Regions from separate parts of the Homo sapiens genome. Here all the other regions are linked to region 2. Evidence: chromatin contacts called from ENCODE Hi-C or POLR2A ChIA-PET data. All regions are on one chromosome and are shown on one strand. Each heading gives the region's core, a stretch centred on a gene start or an enhancer-like site at or near the end of the contact. The rest is flanking DNA. Distances are from core to core; before and after follow the strand shown.

Region 1 (2,748 bases), core at 239-2,738, 460 kb before region 2:
AATGGAAGCTATTTATGAAAAACAAACTTATGAGTCATATGAATATAAATCATTGGAAATTATACCTGTCAATCTCATATCATCCATCCATAAGATATTTCCCAAAAAGGAATAGATGATGGATACTTACTTTTTGATAAGTCTCAAATATTGTTTCTAAAACATTTTTCAAATCAGTCTCTCATTTTAATCCTGCTACCACTTCCCTGGTATAGACTTTCTTTAGCCCTATTCTGATCCTATTCAATAGCTTATCACAAGTTGGTAAAAAACCTCCAAGATCGAGCAACACCGGCAGACGGAGCTGGCAGCTGAAGGGCCAGAGAAAGCCAGCTCTCGCTTGGACAGACACCAACCTGCAAAGACACTTACATGCCTCCGCTTTACATACGGAGAAAGGGGTTTCTGATGGTTAAGGGTCTCTGAATTTATCTTCTTTATTAAACAAGTTATGATCATATTCCCTAAAATCTAAAACATTTAATGTTTGGACTTGGGCAACATAGTTAACCTCATTAAGTCTGGGCTTTTCTCATCTGTAAAGCAAGTATAGTAATATGGACCCAGCCTGCTCTCTGTCCTTTTCTGTGCTTAAAATGGGGAAAGTAAATGTAAAAATCAAGTTAATCAGATGAGTTATGGCATGGGATTCACTTGTAGGATTTACATTGGCTTTCAAGTCAGGGCTTTGCAATGTTAATTTTGGCTATTCAAATACTTTTCGCTCCTCGATTTCAAGCTCCTGGCAGTGCTACATAGAGATTTTTAGATCTCTGTGCCTCAAATATGTGGGATATTAATTATGCTCTGGTCATGCCTGCATGGAAAGGCAGTTACACTTCAGTGTGCGGCAGTCAAGACCTCTACTTGATAATCAGCGTCAAAAATCAATTCGCATTTGAGATAAATATTTCATGTTTTAAATATTTAGAAGAGGTACGTTTATTTATCTTTTTTAAAATAATACCATAAGTGGTAAAGTTTTTTAGTAAACACCTTTGGTTTGTACACTTCTGAACAAAAATCATTTTAAACATAATGGAAATTGGATCAGTTTAACTGCAACAAAAGCTTCCTCCTTGTTTGATTTTAAAGGGAATGCATCTCCTTATGCGTTCTGTCCAATGCAAGTTTCTTCTCACTCCACCAAGTTTTTGTAACCTTTCATCTCTAATGTTTTCTTCAAAGCAGGAAATTTCTTTAACAAAAGGAGGAACTATTTAGATATCGGACAAATTGACCCAGTAGCTGAGAAGTTGCAAAATAGCTTTTGGATGTGATTTTTCATGATTGGCTAGAGAGTGTGTGCCCCTTAAGTGCTTTCATATCTGTCTTTCTGAGGAAAGATAAACTGTTCTTTGGCCCAAAGATGAGATAACACTCCTGGTTGTGAACAATAGGCGAGGAGCTCTGGCAGGATTGCTAAATAATTCTTCAGTAACTTCGAACAGACTCCACAGGCTTGCTTTGATTAGCAGGAAGGATCATGAAGCAGAGTGGAACTATGTGATGATGTGATGTTAGAACTGGCGAGGCAGAATCTACTCTGACCTTTTGACCTTACACACAGGCAGTCTGGGAGACGGGAAAGAAAAAGCTCTTGGCAAATTTCCTATAATAACTTATTTAAAGGCATATCTAATTTTGGCTGTGTTTTTTACTATATTTATTTACTTGGCAAGGCATTGAATTCCATAAAGGCAGAAGTCAGCCAGTCTGCCAGCACATTTGACATGATGGATTGTCTGTCTACTGTACAATACTCTGAACATCAGCATTTTGGGGGAGGTTGGGCAGAAGATAAAAAGATCTAGATTTAGTAGTTATTGTTGCATTGTTACAAGAAAAAGTGGTGCCAGCTCCTAAAGATATAAATAGTAAAGGAATTGAGGCCTGAGGGCCAGGGGTGAAGGGTTGTCTAAGCTGAAGCCCTGTCAGTGTTGTATTGTAGCTATTTATATGATGAAATTAATCACTTGAAAACAGGTCAAGGTGAAGTCAGAGTGCTTGAAGCAATTGTTTGTACTTTATCAAAGACAGGTTTTTCTTCTTCCATCAGTCAACATCCACATGAAAGCCATTGAGATTTGAAAGAAATCTCACCTGTGCCACTAGCTGCTGCTAGCTAAGTCTCAGGTTTTCCTAGTAGTCTGTAATTCTAGAAATATCAAATAGAAAACAGTGTTACTTAGATAATGATATTTTGGCAGGGTATAAATTTGGATCTTCCAAGTATTTCTCTTTCCTTTTTGTGTACCTATTTAGACTGCAGATTTTCAGTGAAAATGCCATATTTGTGTTGATATTGTTGAAATCCTTTTTTACCTAAACATAATTGTAATCAACTTTGAATTCTGAAAGGGTTTGTACTATAAATAGGAAAAACCTAGATTTCTACATAACATGATACACACCTACACACACACACACACACACACACACACGTACACTACGTCAATTAAAAACCATAAAATTTCTAGAGAAAATGTAATAGAATATCTTTGTAGCAGGATCTTAGAATGGTATCTTAAACAAAAATACCAAAAACACAAATGTAAGACAAAAAAGATAATTTTCAATATGCCAAAATGCAGATTTATAGTCTATGAATCATAACATAGACAAAAGTTAAGAAACAGATGGAAAAATGGAAGAAGATATTTAATTCAGAAAAGAAACAAAAAGAAAGATTATATAAGTCTATAAATCAACAAGAATAAAGATGCTCCTGAAGAAAAAAAGCAAAAA
Region 2 (2,706 bases), core at 146-2,645:
GGGTTGCTGTGGGTACTGAATGTTTTATTGTTCTGAGACTATCAAAGAAAATAGCCATGGGACATATAGACCACAGAATACTATACAGCCATGAAAAAGAACAAGATTGCATCCTTTACAGAAACGTGGATGGAACTGGAGGCTGTTATCCTCAGCAAACTAACACAGAAAACCAAATGCCACATGTTCTCACTAATAAGTGGGAGCTAAATAATGAGAATTCATGGACAGAAAGAGGGAAATAGCAGATACTGAGGCCTACTTGAGGGTGGGGGCTGGGAAGAGGGAGAGGTTCAGAAGAGAAAAAACTATCTGATACTATGCTTAGTACCTGGGTAATTAAATACTCTGTACACCAAACCCCTGAGTCATGAGTTTACCTATATAACAAACCTGCACATGTACTCCTGAACCTAAAATAAACATTAAAATATTTTACAAAAATAAAATAAATTAACAATTAAAAAAAGAAAAAAATGAGACAATAAATAGATCCTGGGAAAAACTGTCCCCAGAAGTGTTCTTTTAAATTTGCACTACAGATGTAATCCAAGTTGAGTAAAATAGAAAAGCATGGATTTGCTGTTCCTGAAAGTCATTCATGGTTAATTGCCGAACACTTTCATCTGCAGTGTCTGTGGAAGGGTAGAACCTTAAGTAGTTTTTCATTCTCTGACTACTCAACTAGAAAGGCATAAGAGGCAACTCACTCTATGATATCTCACTGTTTGGCCTCTCCTGTTTCATAGTAGCAAAGGATTTTTGCACTTATCCACTAATTTATGATTTCTTCTTAATAAAGGAAACAAGAGCCTCTATTTATTATGATTCCTGCCATGTGTGAGGCTTGAGCTGGGTATTTTACATACATTATTTCATTTGATAATCACCTTTTCAAACTCTTCAACCACATAAATGCATTACAGAGAGCTATTTTAGATAAACATGGTTATAAATATGTAAACTATATAAAACCATATGTTAGAACCATTCTGTTTCATGCTTTTAGAAAATCTTACTATAGACCATAAATTAAAAACAGTAAATTATAAACCAAACACTTTTATGGGGTTTTTTTGGTCTTGCAGTTCTAGCTGAAGGAATACTGCACTTTAACTCACATGCTGATTAATTTTATTCACAAATTTTGAATTATAAAATGTGTAGAGTCACAGACAATTCAATTTTTTCAACACCCATTTTCCCAAGACAATAACCGAAGTATACATACAGTAGCCACTATTGGCAAAAAATGTATTCCTCATTTATGGAAAAAGTGCAAATAAAGAAAAATTGCTGTTTATAAGCATAATTCCAATGACTGCTGCGAGTGGGAAGCACAGTGATTTTGTGTTAGATCTCTAAGAGCTTACAAGATGGAAGCTTGTGGTGTAAGCATTTAGTGGTGCAATACTGTCATCTCGTGGTCAGTATGCAGTATTTCAGATTTAGTTGGAGAAAATGTCTGAAAATCGTTAACGATATTTCCAGTCTCCTTTCACATACTTACTCCCCAGAGAGTCTGATTTGTACACATAGACATGATAGAATCGGCTTGTTATTTAAACAAGCAGATGGATGTTGTATGAGATTGTTCCAGGAGTTTACTGCCTTAGACCCGGACGAGAGGGGCCCTGCCCTGGCCCCGTCAGTTAGAGGGCTCAGCTTTGACCTCTCCTGCCTGTACCCCTCTCCACAGATCAAGAAGTCCTCGGAACCAAGAAAACGCCCATCCAAAACCAAGCCCTTTTCTTCCCTTTACCTGCCCTCTATCTCACCTCACCAGCAGTTCCACTTTCCTGCATCTGGATGAATGCTCTAATGCTCTCACGTTGCCTGAGGTTTCATGAATAATAGCTGGCTGCCACTTCCCAGATATCATTTGCATTTGAGCAGCTTCCCGACATATAACACACCCCTTCCCAACAATAATAATGATGAAAGGAATTTTGAAGATGCAAAAACAGCCCCATGGAATAACTTTTCTCACCCCCTTCAAATCCTATCCCAGCATGTATACAAGAACATGTGAGCACTTTCCAAACCTTAGCTCTCCGCTGCCACCTTCAGGACGATTTCAGTAACCGCAGATACTGCAGCTGCTTAGCTAAGAAACATTAACACTCCCAGACAGAGAAACCTGGCTGAATCCTGAAATAGAGCCAGGTGAGAAAAAAGTGGTCGGCATTTAGTTTATGGTATTTAGCAAAATCTTGTAACATATTTTATTGGATACTCTATCAAATAACAGAATAACAATAGCTAACACCATATATAATGTAGACATGTGTAAGTAATAAAAACTGATAAAACGTTTTGTTTTATATGTATAACAAAACTATATGAATATAAATAAAAATATGTATACATCCTACAGTAACAACAGCTGATATTTATTTGGAGCTTTTTCTGTGGCAGGCAGTATTCTGTATACTTCATCACTGTAAATATGTTTACATGTTTTGAAATGTCTCAATAACAACATGAGGTACATACTACTCTTAGTATGTTCCTTGCCCGTGGGGGACTCCTGTCTTTGCAGTGAGTCAGAAGATAATGACATAAAGCATAGACATAGCATTGCCCTGCATTCATTCAACAAATATCACCGAGCACTGAGAATGCAGAGATCAGTAGGACAAGCAAGTTCTTTGCTCACGACCATGTGTGCAGGTAGGGAGATGAGCAACGGAAAATAAATATTTT
Region 3 (2,700 bases), core at 104-2,603, 280 kb after region 2:
GCTAGTTTTCCCCCAAATTTAACCAAATGTTACTCTGGTGGTTAGTATGCCACCATCTTAAACTCCTTTTATCTGATTAGTAAGGATGGACATTTATTTTATGACCAATTGTTCTTTTATGGTGAATTACCTGTTTACATATCTATTTTTCTATAGCTATCTGCAACTCCCCCGACCCCCACGGTAGCGATTACTATCTTCTCTACTAAACTAAGACTCCAGGGCAGAGAGGCCTATGTTTAATTCATTTGAGGAAAGGCTTGGCACAAAGTGTGCACTTACATATTTTCTTTTTTTCTTTTTGAGAGGGAGTTTTGCTCTTGTTGCCCAGGCTGGAGTGCAATGGAGTGATCTTGGCTCATTGCAACCTCTGCCTCCAGACTTCAAGCGATTCTCCCCCTTAGCCTCCCGAATAGCTGGGATTACAGGCGCCCGCCACCACGACCGACTAATTTTTTGTATTTTTAGTAGAGACGGGATTTCACCACGTTGGCCAGGCTGGTCTCGAACTCCTGACCTCACGTGATCCACCCGCCTCGGCCTCCCAGTGTTGGGATTACAGGGGTGAGCCACCGCGCCAGGGCTCGCACTTACAAATTTTCAAAGAATGGACAGTAAATATTTGAAAATCCCCTCCTCCCCCGCAATTTATCTGACACCGTCTTTCGGTTTTGCTTTAAAAATTCACTCTCGCGGCCGGGCGCGGTGGCTCACGCCTGTAATCCCAGCACGTTGGGAGGCCGAGGCGGGCGCATCACAAGGTCAGGAGTTGGAGACCAGCCTGGCCAATTGGTGAAACCCCGTCTCTACTAAAAATACAAAAATTTTAGCTGGGCGTGGTGCCGTGCGCCTGTAGTCCCAGCTACTCGGGAGGCTGAGGCAGAAGAATGCACTCCAGCCTGGGCGACAGAGGGATATTCCGTCTCAAACAAACAAAAAATCACTCGCTGCGTTTTTTATTCTGACATGGTGCAGGAAGGTAAATTCAAGACAACTTAGGTACTCAGTTTTAGAAGTCGACAGGACAGAATTACGGAAACAAATTTAAGCGTTCCCCCTTTTAGCTCCAAATATAATGTGTTCCAGAAAGGTAACCATCTAGGAAACTCCAAGGCTCAGACCACCACCGGATGCCCACACTTCAGGAGCATTTATATAACTTCGTGGTTATGTCAGAGACGAGAAAACCCATTGACAACCAAACCCCTAAACCCGAACATCCGGCGCAAGCCGCACGCAGGCGCAGATTTACTAGCGTCAGAGCCGATGGTCCCGGGAGGTGGGGGTGGGGTGGTGGTGGCCTAGCCACTTCCCATAATGCCGCGTTCCGGAAGTTATTGCTTTCCAGGGGTCACTCTGGCTTCGACTCCGTCGCTCTCAATTCGTCACCAGGAGGAAGACGGAGCTGGCTGCCCAGCCCAAAGGCCCATGAGGGGATGCAGTTATGGGCTCTGTCGCCGTGGGTGAGTTCTGGTCCCACTGCCTGGCAGTCGTCGCTCGCCTGGCTTTCTGCGCTGGGAGAGCTCCTGTTTTCCGCCCCAACTTCGTTCTCTTCTTGAAGGCCGCTCTCCTTAAGCACGTAACCCGGCTACTTTCCGGTACTGCGATCTCATTGGCTGCATGTTCTGTCAGTTCCAGAAGCTGGCCAATGAGATGCCGCTGCTGGCGGCCTTCTCGACCCCGTGGACCCAGAGGTTCCCCCGTGGGATCGGAGCAGTTAGAAGGGGAGGAGAGGGAAGGTGTGGCAGGCGCCGAGCAAATGGGTGGGTGGCGCGTGGCAGGGACTTCCCTATGGGTTGGAGCTGGATTTGCAGCCGTGTTCATACGGCTGGTAGGAAAAGCAGGATCTGTCACTTATCCAATTGACTATATCTAGGAGGGGATTGATATACGCAAAACTTGAAAGCCACGTTAACACCTGCTGACAAAGTTTTCCACACGCTTACATTTTTAATGGAACCGAGTAGGCAGGGGAAGACTGGGAGGGCAGAGAGTGAAGAGACTTGGAATAATATGAGAACCGGCAAGACTATCTTTGATTTAGATTTTGTATGGAGTCCTGCGAAGAGTCATTTCACTAAGACGTTAATGCTCATCCGATGACACTACTTGAAAAGTGTATTAAGTTTATTGATGTTTTATAGCTGATGGAAGTCACAATATGCTCTCCTCATGACTCATTAGTTGCCTTTATAGTTGTCAGAACTTTACTGAGGCTCTTTCCGCAGCACTGGAGTGACCCCTCTGTCCTCTGCCTGCAGTAATTAACAATTCGTCTTTCAAGTTTTCCTATGGAGTCTAAGCTGCTGCAATCCTCAAACCAGATTTACTAGTGCTGTCTTCACTACTGCAGACTTCTGACTTCTCATTTTTCACCCTTTTCTTTTTCACCAGAACTTGTTTGCTTCATTCTTATGTACCTACCTTTGCACCTTGTAATCATCCTTTATGCCTCAGGTACTATTCTATTTTTCTATTTCAATGCAAGAAGTATTTCTTCAGGACCTGCTATGTACTAACATTATGCTAGATATTATAGGCAGTTCCAAAACTGTGCTTGAAACCATTTATTTTTCTAAGAACTTTAGATTCTGCTTACAGAAATAACATAAACCCAGATTAAAGATTTAAGAAATTCACTAGAATATGGGATAAGGGGACAAGATGACTAGAGCATACCATAAATACTGGGGAAGTTCA

Evidence for each region. A loop is a pair of places that touch in the nucleus more often than their neighbours do. ChIA-PET counts read pairs that join two places held with the same protein, here RNA polymerase II (POLR2A). Pooled maps may share reads with other maps.
Region 1: a loop to region 2 is called in a map of endothelial cell of umbilical vein, with 3 times the contacts of the local background. The contact joins two enhancer-like sites. A Hi-C loop is called at or near these places in 2 of 168 maps with a recorded cell type or tissue (endothelial cell of umbilical vein and posterior vena cava) and 4 of 50 pooled maps.
Region 3: a pooled map shows a loop between it and region 2 (3-fold over the local background). The contact joins the promoter of USP16 here to the enhancer-like site in region 2. A Hi-C loop is called at or near these places in 5 of 50 pooled maps. POLR2A ChIA-PET finds 5 or more read pairs at or near these places in 2 of 52 experiments (HEK293 and activated CD4-positive, alpha-beta T cell).

What each region holds. Positions count from the first base shown.
Region 1 is chr21:28,282,328-28,285,075 of GRCh38, forward strand. No RefSeq gene overlaps it. Among named protein-coding and RNA genes, the nearest start is that of LINC01695, 55 kb to the left of the region's middle. Within about 2 kb of position 1,489, at least 5 of the 41 ENCODE cell types and tissues checked have a DNase peak (open chromatin) inside an H3K27ac peak, as active enhancers do; they include endothelial cell of umbilical vein, where a contact is called at or near this core.
Region 2 is chr21:28,743,821-28,746,526 of GRCh38, forward strand. It overlaps a transcript of HEMK2 not described here. Among named protein-coding and RNA genes, the nearest start is that of HEMK2, 140 kb to the right of the region's middle. RefSeq lists an enhancer at 1,791-1,880. Within about 2 kb of position 1,396, at least 10 of the 41 ENCODE cell types and tissues checked have a DNase peak (open chromatin) inside an H3K27ac peak, as active enhancers do; they include endothelial cell of umbilical vein, where a contact is called at or near this core.
Region 3 is chr21:29,023,315-29,026,014 of GRCh38, forward strand. It overlaps USP16 (ubiquitin specific peptidase 16), which reads left to right and starts at 1,354. Exons shown (of 18, transcript NM_006447.3): 1 at 1,354-1,463. RefSeq lists an enhancer at 1,230-1,619.